Linked DNA regions of Homo sapiens: region 2 is linked to region 1. A link is a loop called in an ENCODE intact Hi-C map of the cell type or tissue named here. Cell type or tissue: Caco-2. All regions are shown on one strand.

Evidence for each region. A loop is a pair of places that touch in the nucleus more often than their neighbours do. Peaks named below come from ENCODE experiments on the same cell type or tissue, not always from the same donor. Only the 100,000 strongest peaks of a DNase experiment are listed, where the experiment ranks them.
Region 2: it touches region 1 in a loop (2.5-fold over the local background); 2 of 110 quality-filtered maps call a loop at or near these places.

What each region holds. Positions count from the first base shown.
Region 1 is chr4:53,472,923-53,480,922 of GRCh38, forward strand. LNX1 (ligand of numb-protein X 1) reads right to left here. Exons shown (of 11, transcript NM_001126328.3): 8 at 5,643-5,820; 9 at 3,831-4,059. Among named protein-coding and RNA genes, the nearest start is that of LNX1-AS1, 23 kb to the right of the region's middle. In Caco-2, no CTCF peak of the experiment used is centred here; DNase peaks (open chromatin) are centred at 3,889 and 4,169; H3K4me3 peaks cover 838 bases.
Region 2 is chr4:53,586,983-53,594,982 of GRCh38, forward strand. It overlaps LNX1 (ligand of numb-protein X 1), which reads right to left and starts at 4,504. Exons shown (of 11, transcript NM_001126328.3): 1 at 4,406-4,504. It overlaps LNX1-AS2 (LNX1 antisense RNA 2), which reads left to right and starts at 5,974. Exons shown (of 2, transcript NR_046827.1): 1 at 5,974-6,090. RefSeq lists an enhancer at 5,684-6,596. In Caco-2, no CTCF peak of the experiment used is centred here; DNase peaks (open chromatin) are centred at 4,619, 5,909 and 6,289; H3K4me3 peaks cover 3,004 bases.

The DNA of each region.
Region 1 (8,000 bases):
ATAACTGAGTTTGCTAGTTTCTGAGTTAAATGCTGGCCAAGTAGAAAGAAGTTTTTAATGCACCTTCTGGAGTGATTTTCAAATTTTTTTGTGACTCTCAGGCCTTGACTATGAAATACGGAAGGTGATTTCTTAAAACTAAATAAAGTTGGTTAGTGAGGTAAAAAAAGAAAAGAAAAGAAAAGAAAATTGATAACCAACCATATTACTATGAATGTAAAATATTTCTGAAGCAACTGCTCTATGAACAAGAGCTCAATGCAGAGATAAGACTTCAAGGAAGATGAGACAACAGAAGAAATGAGCCAATGGAACAGAACACAAAAGTGGAAGAGAAAAATAAAAACACCACAGCAATGAAAGTGGCTGCAAAGGAACAGAAATAATATTGAAAACACAGTGAGCATTGAAGGAAAGATGCAAATAAGCCAGGAAAACATGCAGCACTATTTACAATAGCAAAGATACAGAATCAACCTAAATGCCCATCAATGGTAGACTAGATAAAGAAAATGTGGTACATATACATCATGGAATACGATGCAGTCATAAAGAAGAACAAGATCATGTCTTTTGTGGGAATACGGATGGATCTGGAGGACATTATCCTTAGCAAACTGACTCAGGAACAGAAAACCAAATACTTCATGTTCTCACTTATAAGTGGGAACTAAAATGATGAGAACTCATGGACACAATGAGGGTGACAACAGACACCAGGGCCTACTTGAGGGTGGAGGATGGAAGGAGGAAGAGGATCAGCAAATATAACTAATGAGTACTAGGCTTAGTACCTGGGTACTGAACTCATCTGTACAACAAACCCCTGTGACATGAGTTTACCTATATAACAAACCTGCACATGTACCCCTGAACCTAAAATAAAAGTTAAAAGCCAAGAAAGCAAAATGGAGAAAAAAGAGTTGAAAAGGATCCGAGAACACTAAATATATGAAATATAAAATATATCAAAGAAACAAATTTCTAGAGTCCCTGAAAAGCAGCTACAAAATAATAGAACAGTTATTTTGAACGTTAAGTAAAAAGACCAAGCCACATATGGAGGGAAAGAAATGACATGAGCCTCCCACTTCTCCACACCATTCAATGCTACTTAGCAGTGATGCAATGCCTATGTAGTCCTATAGGAATGAAGTGATACAATAATTTGATATCCAGGCAACCTGGCGCATGGCTGTTTAGATGTACCATAACTTATTTAACCAGTTCCTAATTGGCAGTGGATACAACGATGGTGCAGTGCCTATCATGATACCCAAGAACATCAGATTTGTTTTTAAATAAAATGCATGGTACATAGGAGTGTATATGCTACCATTGTGTTTGTGTGTATGTGTGTGTATACATATAAACACAGGCCAGGGGTGAGCAATTTACAGCCCAACCCAACACCTGGTTTTATAAGTAAAATTTTATTGGAACACAGCCTTCCTCATTCATTCATGTATTGCCTGTGGCTGCTCTCACACCACAACAGCAGAAATGAGTAATTGCCACAGAGACTGCGTGGCCCTCAAAGCCTAAACTATCAGGCCCTTTTTAGAAAAGATTTGCCAACCTCTGACATAGAATACACAAGAAATTGATAATGGTGATCACCTTTATTGAATGAATCTGAAGGGAGGGAGACTTACTTTTTGTTCTCTTTACATTCTTTGGTGCATTCTGAATTTTCTACCATGTTTATTCTGTTACTACAGGGAGAGGATGGAATGAAAGAAACCAGGAATCTCCAGGGTTCTGAAAATCAGTGTTGTCTATGCCGGGATATCATGCTTCCTTACCACTGTCCATTTAGAGGAAATGAGCAAAGTGCAGACTCTACTTCTTCTTTTTTTTTTGAGACAGAGTCTCTCTCTGTCACCCAGGCTGGAGTGCAGTGGCGCGATCTCAGCTCACTGCAACCTCCGCCTCCTGGGTTCAAGCAATTCTCATGCCTCAGCCTCCCGAGTAGCTGGGACTACAGGCGTGTGCCACCACGCTTGGCTAATTTTTTGTATTTTTAGTAGAGATGCGGTTTTGCCATGTTGGCCAGGCTGGTCTTGAACTCCTGGTCTCAAGTGATCCACTCACCTTAGCCTCCCAAACTGCTGGGATTACAGGCATGAGCCACCACACCCAGCCCAGACTACTTCCAGCAAAAGTAGAGAAGTGCCATGCCCAAGGGCAAATGACAAAAGGTAGAGGGGAAGAAAGACATTCGCTTGGTTGTATTTGGAGCAAAAAGCACCTCACATTGTCCTCTCTTACACAAATGAATAATGAAGGACTTTGATTACATGACAGAATAGCTTTCAAACACAAAAAACAAAATAATTTTAATAGATCCTAGTTTCAGAAAGATTTTTAAAAATAAAACTTTAAAGTCATACTCTCTACTTTCACTCAGGCTCAGTTCTAAAATGTCTAAAGGGTTTTAAACTGACTCAACGCTCAGATTTTAACTGTTTAAGGACTTTTGAAAATGTACTGATTTAGAAAATAATTTATCAACTAGTGAAGGCTCAAAAAGGAATCTAGTTAATTTTGTATTTGAGGCAGGGTTTTGTTTTTCTTAAAAAACTCATTTGAAATGTAAAAAGAGAGAGAGACTTATCTCCACCCTCAAGAAAAACGTACTAAAACTAAACGTCTCACTTTCATTTTTCCATATTTAGTCCTATGCTAGTATATCTTCAGTGATGCTAATATTTAGCATTATTCACACATTGGAACAGCAAGATAATCATCTGAAGGCCAACAGTTTATGCTCTCATGCAGGTGAGCAAACACCAACTTGTCTGTTCTTTGAATAGTTCTGTACTGGCCATTTTGTAGGGCTGACCCCAAATTCTTCCCTGAAGTAATTAAGTGAGACAAGTAATTACGTCACTGTAAGGCTCTAAAATGTCACTAAAATGACAACCCAGCTACTTCCTGAAGTTTTACACAAGAACTCCTCAGGAGCAGGCCCTAAGGAGAGATGATCTAAGAAATGTCTCCAAACAAAAGGTGCTTAAACATCTTAGCAAAGGCGAAGTGCTCTGGGGCATTGTTTTATGTGCAGCCAAGGCCACTCAAAAGATAAAACTGGCTGGACATGGTGGCTCACACCTGTAATCCCAGCACTTTGCCAGGCCGAGGCAGGCAGATTGATTGAAGTCAGGAGTTTGAGACCAGCCTGGGCAACATGGTGAATCCCCGTCTCTACTAGAAATACAAAAATGAGCTGGGCGTGGTGGTGTGTGCCTGTAATCCCAGCTACTTGGGGAGGCTGAGGTAGGAGAATCATTTGAACCCAGGAGGCCAAGGTTGCAGTGAGCCGAGATTGCACCACTGCACTCTAGCCTGGGTGACAGAGCAAGACTCTATATAAAAATAAAATAAAATAAAGCCACAGAAGGCAGTCAGCCTCCCTGCAAGATCCCAGGGCTGCCACTAGCAGATTAGGCGAAGGTGAACCTTCTCCTAGGCAGTGCAACTCAGCTCCAAGGGGTGTAAACACAGGCTGGGTCTCTGCCCCCTCTGCCTGTCTGTGGAGCTCTCTGCTGCATGAACAACCTACACAGCTGTACATGGCAGTCCTGTGAGCTCCTCAACCTGAACGCCAAACAGTATTTCCACATCCAGGCTTTTGTCTTTGCCCTAGAATGTCCGCATGCATTTTCAGTTACAAATGGGAAGAGAGAATTATTTCACAGTCCCACAACCAAGACTGGGTCTAATTAAGATGCTAGTGCCATGAATCAGCCCTAGAGAGTGAAAGAGTGGTTTAAGAAATGTAATCGTTTTCTCCCACGCCCCTACAGGGATGTTGTGTTTGGACTTACCGTGGTAATTCCAGCCACATGACCCAGGATGGGGACCAGTCACTGGGTGGGGCCATGTTGTGGTTGGAGTCCAGGGCTGCTGGGCTGCTGCAGTCTTCCTGGGGCTCATACTCTTTGACTTCCAAAGCTTTGAGTACTATCGAGGATGATGTTCTTTTCAATAATGCCACTGCCTCACTCCGGCTGACCTCTGTCAGTTCGACCCCATCCACATTCAACAAAATGTCACCTGATGGCCAGAGAAGCAGAAGCTATCTTTAGTGAGAGCACAAACAGGGACTTCTGCTTAAAGTGCAAGGGGATAGGGGCTGACTGGGATTGCAGGGATGCAGAGAGGGCAAAGGTTTTCTTTGTTGACGGGAGGCTGGGTGCTCACATAGCAAATGGTAAACAGTGTGTGCATTCCAAGGTGCTGTTAAGACTTGTTTGGGGTTTTCTAAAGCACAGCTATCGGTGTTTTACACAAGAATACCGCTGAAGGAAGGAAGGAAGGGAGTGAGAGAGGAAAATTAGTCTTGTTCACTATTTAATCAAAGAAAACCTACTTTTTCACTCTTTTGTTTCTTGTTTTTAGCATAAAGTAGGAGGATTTGGCAAAAGCTCCAGCATTTGCACGGAGCCAGGCATGTAGTAGGCCTCCAGTAAATATGGATTGAATGAAAAGAAACTACCCATGAGAGTGTCTGGCAGAGGAGTCTTGGAGCTGCACTCTTAAAGAAGCAGAAAGAAAAACATTTTCATTGCTAAGGTGAAAATAGCTACTATTGGTTAAGCGCCTACTATGTGCAGGATCATTTCCATATAGATCATATAATCCTCTAGCTTATGTTCTGTTAACAAGTCATTTGTTAACAAGCCACTTTGTTTGGCCTCATCATTTTCCACCCAGATGTTTTGCAGAAAAGAGAAATTAAAATATACATCTCCCCTATTTCCATTTTCTATTTTTTTATCTTCATCCTGTTTTTTTCTGTCCCCTTTTGCTTAACTTTCTTATACAGAATAACCACAGCAAGAGCAAAAAGACAGGAGGAGAAAAAAGAGAAAGGCCTTGAGTCCTTTCTGACCCGAAAGAAGCATCTTTCAGACAGCTGACTAAATCTCTTAAGATACCATCCCCCTGTGGCTCCTCAGGCTCAGCAGCTGTACTTGGGAAACTTCACAGTTTATCTCTTGAACCTGGACTTTTAAATGGCATAATTCCTCACCCATCTGAGCTACCTACCCTCTTGAATGAATTGACAATATTATTAAGGATACATATTTGTAGAGGCAAATTTGATATCATCTTCCTTTATTTACTCAAAGTAGCCCAGAATACATGAGCTTAAAGTAGTGAAATAATTTTCACTCTGGGAAAGTATCCAGCATGATACTTTCACTTAATGAGTATTCATTGAATCAAATCTATCAAATGACTTTTTCTATCTAACCCATATAATTGAATAATTCATGAATTATTTCATGAATTCCACCACCGGATCAACCCACTAAAGAACCACTTAGAATGAATGGAACTACATTATGCCATTTAATAGAGGTAACTTGCTCATAACTGTAGCAGTTCTCTATTAATTCCTGGAACAGTTTGGAGATTCTAGCTTTACTTGCAGGCAAGTTGGCCTGCAACTAAGAAAAGTGGAACCTGGTCTAGTATCTATACTCAAACCAATCATGGTCAATGGGTAACAAAAGTCCTGGCCGATCACTCCCACATTCTCTCATTAATTTTGAAAATAGTCACCTAACAAGCTACTAATTTCTCTTGATTCTCTGCCACCCCAGTGCCTTTAAAATCCCTTTACTTTTTACCTGTTTTTATTCTTCCATCTCTGCTTATGACTCCTCCGGGCTCAACACTGATGACATAGATAGGCAAATCCCATTCTCTATGTGATGCTCCCCCTGCGACGGTCATGCCGAGAGATTCACCGGGGTCTTTTTGGATATTTACCACCTTCTCATGACAAGTAATTGTAGGATGGAGGGGCTGAAGGCACAGATGGAAAAACATGGCACATGAATTCACAACTCTGGTAGTTTTTGAATGTAGAAAATGCAAAGTGGGTTTCCATTTTCTAAATGCAAAAATTACCAAAGCTGCATAAATTATGCAAAGTGCATAAATACAATGGTGGTTCTTGAAATCACAGAGAAAGACACCTGGAAAGAACCCTCACCTTATCCACTCCCAACCATAATAGGGTTACATTGTCCCAAATTCTACAGGTTAACTCAGATAAAGTTTACACTTCAAAAGGAAAGAGTAAAAATGGAGGAAGGAACCGATTACAGACCATTAGAAAAATATATTTCTAAAATATTTTCATAGAGAAAAAGTATTGCTTTGTTGCTCAGGCTGGTCTGGAACTCCTGGCTCCAAGTGCCTTGGCCTCCCAAAGTGCTGGGATTACAAGCATGAGCCACTGCTCCTGGCCATGGAGGAATCTTAAGCACACAGAGTGAACTGCACCCAAAATTTCTCAAGTGAGTCATTTATTCCTGATAGTAGTGAGTCAGCATTTCAAAAACACTCTGTCATTTATAAATATCAGAAACTTTTCTATGTTAAAAAAAAGTAACCATATTTTATAGAGTCTTCTTTCACACCTGCTCAGTGCTTACCAGGCAGCCTTGCCTGCGGTGAGCAAGAGATGTTTAGTTGTGCACTGAGGGGCTGGATGCAATGGCTGAAATACCACAAATATGGCATGTGTGCATGTGTCCTGTCTCATGAACCAGTGTCCATGACCATTTCCTTTCTTAACCAGAAAAGCGACCAATGTCAGCAATGGAAAAAGAAAATCATCTGTGAAAGCTTCACACCCAGGGTTACCTGACTTTGGCTGGAGAGGAGGAGAGTTACGTATGAAAGAGATGACTTTTCTATCTATCTTTTTTCGCCATTCTCCTCACCCTACTTTGGACACCTTACAATGTTCCTTGATGTTTAAAAACATAATTTATGGTAAAATAGTTTAAGCTAATTAAAAACACAATGGGTACCTGAATATTTCTCAAACTATAAGATGTATTTCCATTTTAGAATATTTGCTTTGGATATTTAGAATAAAACATTTTAGACAAGTAAAAAAGCATAAAGAATAACAGAATGACCTACCCATGTACCTCAAAACCCTACATCAGAAATAAACATTCCATGTGCACTTAGTCGCTCTATGACTCTTTCTGCTCATAGGCCTTGCCTCCCCACAGAGGTAAACCATGCAAAATTTGATGCCTAGCATTCCTTAACTTTTTTAATTGGCTAAAAGTTTTCTGTCCCACAAATCCTGCTTTGTCTTCTTTGGTATTTCTTTGAATTGTTTAAGCTCTTATTTTTAAAAAGCTACCTGGTTTCCTAAACCAAACAAGATTTTAGTAAGAATATAAAAACTGAAATAATCAAAGAGCCATATATGTCTCAGTTTTTTTAAATATGTTACTTTTTTGTGAGGATATTTCAGAAGTCAGATAGAATATAAGTTAAAACGGAAATAATTACAATTCCGACTAAGTCAGTTTGCACGTTTCCAGGAATTAAGACATATGACAGAGGGTTGCAGCAGAAATGTGACCAGATCCTCCCAGCTCTTTCATGATGAGGAGGTGGAAGGAATTCTAAAACCACAGTGCAGATGGAGGCTACCTTCTCCATAATTTGATGACTTAGAATATGACGTATTCTAGTTAATTCAACTAAAATTAGTTAATTGGATAAAAACTTCAATTAATTAATTAAGCTAATAAACTAGTTTTTCATTAATAAAGATGATCAGTTAAATTTAAACATTAAGCATTTACTAGCAAAAAGACATCACGGAGTCCTTATCCATAAAATGTTTTAGCAGGATATATCTGGTCTGTCTAGACTCCTTATTGTAGAGAAACAGGTAATTTATGGATTTATGAGGCTTGGCTGGCTGGAGAACCTGGAGGGGTGTATAACCTTGTAGGCTATGTAATTAACATAGTATAAAGCAGAGATGTTCCAAAATAAAAAATTTGAATATTGTTTCTCTATATATTACTCAAAAACTCAATTTGTAAGCTATTCCAACCAACATATAGATTGACGTAGAAAGAAAAGGGCATTCCCTACTTTCTGTTGCAAGAAGAATGAGCTACCTTTAAGAATTTTTTTTAGTTACAAGTGATGCCATGAAACCA
Region 2 (8,000 bases), 110 kb after region 1:
TCTTTGTCATTCATTTATTAATTCATTCACTCATCCAGCAAACATACACCATGCACTAAATATGCCAAAAAAAATGATCACCTTCAGTGACAAGAAACTCAGTATCCCAAAAGGCAACCTACTACATTTTCGGACAACTCTAATTCATAGAAAGTTCTTCCTCTTACTGATCTGAAGTGTGTATCTGTGTAACTAACCAAATAGGTCACTGTGGTGTCCTCATGTCACACAGAACAAAATGGAGGAAAGGGTAAACACAGAAAGTTTACGGGAGACAACAAACGTTTTCTGTTCCTGATTTCAGCTCAGTGTAGTTTTCCACATTTTATGGTTTTTTTATGGTTTTCATGTCAACCCTATTCTTTGGGGATAGTTAATGATTAAATCATATTAACCCAGGAACAGTGACACAGTCTTCCTTCCAAACAGTTTTGAAAAGCCTTTGATACTTTGGAGGCATTGTCAGAGGACAATAAATTTGCCAACCACATAAAAGAGAGTCTATGTAATGTCAGTACATAAATATTAGGAATAGTTGTATGCTACTGGGAAGTCCATGAATACTGAGGCAATGAGGAGGACACACTTTAGAGCATCTCTTATGTGTCCTCGCCTTGCCAGCATCTTACAGACGGCATTTCGAGTAGTCAAGATCGTATCCTGGTCAAGAGAGTGAAAGGAAAAAAAAAGTAGTCAAGATCCCACCAGACCCTATTTTCTCCACTTTAAGTGAGGAATTCAAATATAGAAAGGAAGTCTTAGCCAAGGTCTTGGAGACAAGGAGACAGTGACAGGTGAAGCCAGGAAATCACCGCTCCAGGAAGACCCGCTGTTTACTCACATCACAGAAGCCCACTCCCCACAGGTTTATGAAAGACCAGGCATTTCCACTGGCAGCCACTCTACCCTGGAACTCCAAGAGAAACAACACAATCTTTGTTAACAGGTTTTCCTCCTCTGCCTTTGGGAGCCTTTTGGGAAATCTTTTTTTGCTCAGTCTTTGGCCCTCAACGTACTACCGTTTCCATCATTATTACATCCAGATAGTAGCATGACCTAAGATGTCTAACTGTAAGCAATATAAAAATGTTTAAAATAATATAACAATAGTTAACACTCACTGAACATTTAAAATATGCCAGGCACTTTCCATGTAATTATTTCAATTATTCCTCCCAACAGCTCTGAGTCTGGGAAGTATTTCATTTCCCAGCTGATGAAACCAAAGCAAAGAAATATTAAGGAACTTATTTAGGCTAGCAACTACATGGTAGAACTGGGTCTGATACACAGACCTGTCTGATACTATCAACTATGCCTTCCTTTCAATATTTACAAGTAACACTGTGGCAGGTACCATTCCAAGCACTTTACACATTTCAACCCATTTCATCTTCATGATAACCCTATTACACAGCTGATGAGAGCAGCTTAAAGAATCTGTCCCAGGTCACACAGGTAGCACATGGTAGATCTGGGTTTCAAAAACCCAGGTAGGCAGCCTGATGCCAGAGACCAGACCACTATTCTAAAGCAGTAGCATTGCCCCACCTAGAATGGAATGAATAAGATTGATATTTTCTAGTGAGGCACTACCCAGTCCCCCCAGTCAGTCTGACCTACCCACCTGGACATGCAGCCCACCTTGCTTCAGTTGTAAGGATGGAGGGGGCCTGTGAAGTACACCATTTTAGCGTCCTTTGGGGAAAAATGTAGCTAAGGAAACTGACATGCAGGGGGGTTGAGGTTCTCCCTTAGGGCTCCGTAGGCAAGCTAGTAGAACAGTAGAACCCACTGACCTCAATCCACTAATCCCTTACTCTTGAATGATGAAAATTTGTGGTATCCCTGAAGGGCGAGACCCAGAGAAGTGACCAGGGCCCTGGGCACACAACTGCTCATATGCAATGACTCAAGGTCACCCAAGGGCACAGGGTATTGCATGACAAGGCCAATCACATCCAATGGGTCATGAACCTCCTTCTATGGTACAATGAGGCTCCAAACCAGGGGCTTCCTCCTGCCAGAGGCTCGGCATGAACCCTCACTCTGGTTAGGGAGAAGGGTGTTTATCTGTGAGACTGGAGGAGACCAAACACCCAGTCTGCCCTGGAGATAGCACGACTGACAGCAAAAAGAACTCTCTGCCAAGTCAGATTACAGCAATGACAACTGGACATTTCCCCCGAAAGGCCCATGGAGAATCACATTTTGTGGGTCTGTTGCAGGATGAGAGCCTTAGAGTGGGAAAAGGAAGAAATCACAGCCAGCCAGCAACTCCTAAAAGCTTTGCCTGTGAGGCTAGCGGAGACAAATCTGCCCACCTTGTTTGATGACATTGTTTAAGAATTCTCCTGCCTGTTTTCTTTTTCCAAACTGTTAACATTGCAGTTAATTACCTACAATTAATTACAATAACAAGAACTATCAAGGTTCCTACAACTGCAACCACATATGATCTTTATCTTGATAGAGTCAGACTCTCTCCTCCAAGCAACCTAGGAAAATTCCTTCCAAAGGAAGAACCTAGCCTCAGTTTAGCACCAGTTAACACCAGGCATTGGTCGCTGGATGCTAACATATATTAGCTACCTCATTTACTTCTCACAACCACATTAGATCATGGGGATTATTATCTCCCATCTTACCGATGAAGAAACTGAAAGTCAGAGAAGTAACTTGCTCAAGGATATAAATGAAGGAGATTGCACATTTTTCCATCAGGCCTATGTCCACTTGAACCAATGGGTGGAGTTACCACAGGAACTCTGGACAGGACTTGTGTGTAAATTACCCAACAGACCAACTGCATTCTAGTCAATCTGACTCTGAATTCCAGTCTTTGTCACTTCTTTTCTTTCTTCTACCTGGGGGTACAGTGTCTACAGCTTTGTTCCTTTAGTACTCAGACATGCTGACATACAGTGATGAAATTATTTATTTAATCATAAATTAACTACTGTGAAAAGCACTAATCAACCATGGTAAACCAGAGGCAATGTAATCTTGAGGAGAGGTTTAGATGCACTTTTATCAGAAGATCCAAGCTTTGAATCAAGTGAGAACCTTAGTAAGAGACAAGTGGTGGCCAAACCCCCCCCCTTAAACTCACAAGCTTGGGGAAAATAATAAACAAAGGTCAGTTAAGGAAGAACAATAGGGACCTCCAAACAGTAAGACAGAAATTAGCAACAAGAACTGGGCAGATTCTTAGTGGTGAGGAACGACTGTCTGTCTAAGGCAAAAATGATCTCAGCTTGTTTCAATTCATACCTTGGGAGAATTTACATGCATTTTGTATTTCTGGGTGGATGAACAGGAGCATAATTCCTAACAGATTATTCCCTTGCAAACATCTGCTAACTTAAATCTCAGAAAAACAGCTGATGTTGGAATCTAGAATGAAGTGTCTCGCAGATTTATTTCTTTTTCCAGTTTTTCCAGCTCATCCCAGCAGGCAGCTGGGCTTAAAAATGGTTTCCTTTCTCTGACAACAATATTGGCTAAAGAGTTTGACTATTGGGCTGTCAAGATACAGGCTGTGTGATCAGGATTAAGAAAACAAAAATGGATCCTAGAGGTAAAATTACTTTAAAAGCCAGGTCCTGGCAGAACAACTTCCTCGGTATATTTGCTATTAAAAGAAAAAGAGACAGAAAAAGCCAAAGAGGTCCAAAAAATTAAAAATCAGACCTGAAGTCACATTCTTGCAGCAATGAGGGAATTAATTCTTACTGTAACCAAAGGTCAGCAGGCAGCCAGTCCAGGTCTAAATGTAAACAAATTCTAAATGCACACTGCAAAGTCGTATTTAAAAGAGTGTTCAACAAAGAGCAAAGAAAATGGTAGACTTTTTCAGAGAAGAGAGGAAAACTGGAACGCACAGCTTCTGAATAGGGCAACAGAATTTGCCCTGAGGAACAGGTTTTCAGGGGGAAAGAAAAAAAAACTAGGGACACTTCACAGGTTTAGATCAAAATACAGGGAGGAAGAAAAGGAAAAATAAGAACTCTGAATCCAGTCTGCACTGGCCTCCTAGCCCCCGTTAAACGGGCTGAACAGATCTGCACCTTCGCGCTAAGTTTCAAAACAAAAGCCTTCACTCTACTTCTCTTTAGGTTGTTGTTGTTGTTTTAATCAGATCAAGTACGAGGACAAGCACAGGCTGGATTAATGATCAGAGAAACAAAAAGGATTAAATATCTGGCCTGGGAGAAGTTTATTGTGCAACTAGAATGTCAAAGTCATCTCTCTACTCTTCTGTCTCAAAAAAGCTTCTCCCTCTGGGGCAAACACTAGCGACAAGCCGTTCAGCTTGTATTTTTTCATTCAAATTCCGTGTTCAGATCCCTCAGGGGCCAGTGGTCTAAATGCCAAGAGAGAAAAATGGAGGGTTTCAACTCACCTCTTCAAGCGACTGTCTGGGGCTCTCCAAGCAGCAGCAGGCAGGCAGCTCTCATTCCTTGTGGGTGAACCGAGCAGCTCCTTGGGCCGCCGGAGTTGTGACCAGCCTCAACTTCGGTGAACAGGTGCCTGGAGGAAGGAGGACGGCATTGGTCGCTCCAGACCAGGAAATGGGTGACATCACGGAAGCCCCGACAGATAAAGCATTGCTGAGACCTTAGGGATTGAAAGAGTCAGGAGGCCCCGCCCACCTGTCATTTACCTGAATACCTGCAAGCAGGTAGGTGGCGTCTCTTTGTGGACAAATAAATCAGTTAGAGCAATTTGCCAGGTGGAATTTACTTTCTTTCCTGAGCACAGCACGTGTCCAGCCCCGTGTTCAGATCTGAAGTCAAATGCCTGGTTGTTTCCCAGGCCCTCCCCTTTCCCCATATCTGCCCACAAAGGAGTTAAAAGGGAAGTTTAAACACCAAAATGAGACAGTAATTTAGCAGACACAAAAAGGAAGAGTGTGAAGCCGAACTTCTTAGAAATATCTGAGGTGCCTTTTCGAACCGCATCCATTTGAACACCAAGTGTTTCTCTAATTCCAATAAAATGACAAATTTAAGTTGACATTTCCAATTCATCTTTTAAACAATTTGAAATAGGATACCTGTCAGCAGTTTCAAAGTGGTTTTCAAACACTTTTGCGCTACCCCCTCCCCCGCCCAGCATTTTTAATTCCATATTCAGGAATTTGCAAAACTTCAGTCATTCCTATCTCGGCTGGCTTGGCAGTTAGAGTCATACGGCAGTTACAGTGCACTGCAGGCCTGCAATTAGGAGCAATTTAAATGATTCAGATTGGAATGGTAGTACTGTCATTAGGCGATGTTGTCTGCTGATATAGCCAGGAAAGAGACGTCAGAGTTATTTCTGTCCCAAGCGTGGTGTGTGACCCTGGACAAGTCACTGGTTGCTTCACCTTTTCCAGCAGGAAAGGAGGCGTAAACTCATCCAGCACCAGAGCAGGCAGCTGGGAGGTATCCCAGGACTGTTAAACTCTCTGGCATCTTCCCAGGAGGGCTGTAAACATCTCCCATCATCCCATTGAAACGCTGCGTATTTTTACCACCTGCATCCAGCATCCCTGGAACTCATTACCTGAGGAAACTGTGGATTCCCCGTCCCGGAAGATGGCCTGCCTGCCCAGAGAGAATTTTTTTTCCCCTTCAGGAAAATAAATGTTGACATTCCTATTTTCCTCCTACTTTTGCCTCCCTCGTCTTCTTCTTTCCCTCCTCCTGATTTTGGGAATGCTTTTGTTCCACCGGTTTTAATATTGGACTACCTAGAGGTTTTGGGGTTTGGTTTGGGGGAGGGTGGAGGAAGAAGGAAAAATGGGAGAGGGAAGAAAAGGAAGTCCGGATTCCCACAGCCTGGGCCTCAGCTGGCTGCAGTCAGTCAATAGCTCGCAAAGCAAGGGGGAGGAGAAGGAAGAGAAATTGTAGTCGAGGGCGGGGTCTGGGGGCCGGCTCTGGTGCTCGACCTCAGGGGAGCTGGCTCCTGTCCCCGATCCGCCCCAGACAGGTCTAAGCTACCTCTTTGCACCTGGGAACTCTGTGCCTTTTGAGAGTTGAAGGCTTAAAACAACAACAACCACCACAACAAAACTATTCACCTTTTTATCCAATAGAAACTAAGGTAGGTGTGGCTATTCCTTTATTATTTAAAAGAAAAAAAGGGAGGTAACAAAACCTTTTACACTCAGGTGTTTCAGGAAAAGGTTTCACGCCACTAGTTTGATAATTGAGAAACATCACTCACACAAAGGCCCCCCTCTTCACGCGGACAGGGTGTCCCCTGGGCAAGGGGGAGGGGAGGGAGAGCCCGCCAACCTGATGAATCATCTAGAAGGCCACGCCTTCAGCGGTCTTGCCTTTGGCGAAGGGCAGGATCCAACTTGGGAGGGGATCACAGGCTTCGGTTCAAGGCCTTGGGTGGGCAGGGGAAGGGTGTAGGTGAAATGAATTCGCATAAAGCTTCACCGAACAGCCTGGAGATCGTGAGGTTTCACTTGCCATGTTCACATACACACAGTCATCTACATATGTGGTGTGATGAATTGTTGTAAAACAGAAAGAAAATAGAGAAATAAGAGTTAATCCAGGAGTGGAGCTAACTCCCAGGTATAGTGTATAAAGGAAGAGAAAAAACTACACAATTAGCCTTCTCAGGTGAGATCTTTCTTGGTACTCCTGGATTTCGAATAATATGCAGGGGTTAAAAAAAATAATATGGGCTTTTTTTTTGGGCCATTAGGGCTGTTACATTATCATGGAAATTATATTTCTAAACTACTAGAAAAAAATGTAATCATAAAAATGAACATTGTGTTTAACAGGTGCTACTTATTGTTCTGAGCACTTTATACAAGAACCCTGTGTCAGGTATCATTGCTATTTGCATTCTACAGCTGGGAAAACCAAGACATAGTGAATCTGAGAAACTGCCTAAGGACAAGCTCATCGGCAAGCGGCAGAGCAGTTTTTAATCAAGGCCCACTTTTTAACCACTGGAAAGAAAAGAGGGAAGGTTCTGATTTCATGCTCACTGGGACACTTCCTGGACACATTCAGCTTCTTACCCATTATTCAGAAGGAGAAGTAGAAACCTGTAGAAGTAGCCCTGGGGAGGGTAGTTTCTGATAAAGGATGTCTCCATTTGGAAATTAATTAGTAATCTGGTCTATATGCTGAAAGTGTGTGTATAATATATATATATATATGTATATATAAATATGTATATATTCATAAATTCATGCATATATTTATGAGAAATCATACCAGGAAATCCATCGCCCCTGGGTGCACACTTGAAATCATCTTTTGAGAGCTTATCAAATCAACCCCAAGATGGAAGGCCAGCTTGAGGGACCCCTCAAGAATGACCAGTTGTAACTCTCTATGACATCTTTTATGGTCATTTTTCTCTGTAACTTCTGCGGCCTATCACTTTAAAATCTGAAAATTTAATCCGAGTGGCCATAAGAACATGGAACTGCATACATTTGGAAAATATGAGACAATGAAAAATTAAGTTTCATTATAAACCACTACCAGGAAGAATGGTTTAGACTAGGCTTGGCAAATCCTGGACATATAGTGCTCCATTCCCCCCTCCCATACCATTCTCACTGTCATTGCTAAAGACCATGACACTTTTCAACTCAGAAGGAACTTTGGAATCTTGAAGATATTACTCCAGGCACACTAGCAGTTGGTTTTACCCCCCAAGATCAAACCCTTTTCTTTTACTTTCTTACTTTCTTTTCTTTCTTTCTTTTTTAATTTTTTTTTTTAGAGACAACTCTCCCTTTGTCATCCAAGCTATAGTGCAGTGGTGCCATCATGGCTCACTGCAGCCCCAACCTCCTGGGCTCAAGTGATCCTCCCACCTCAGCCTCCCAAGTAGCTGGGACCACAGGCACGTGCCACCATGCCCTGCTAGTTTTTAAATTTTTTCTAGAGATGAGGTCTCACTATGGTGCCCAGGCTGTTCTCAAACTCCTGACCTCAAGTGATCCTCCCACCTCGGCCTCCCAAAGTGCTGGG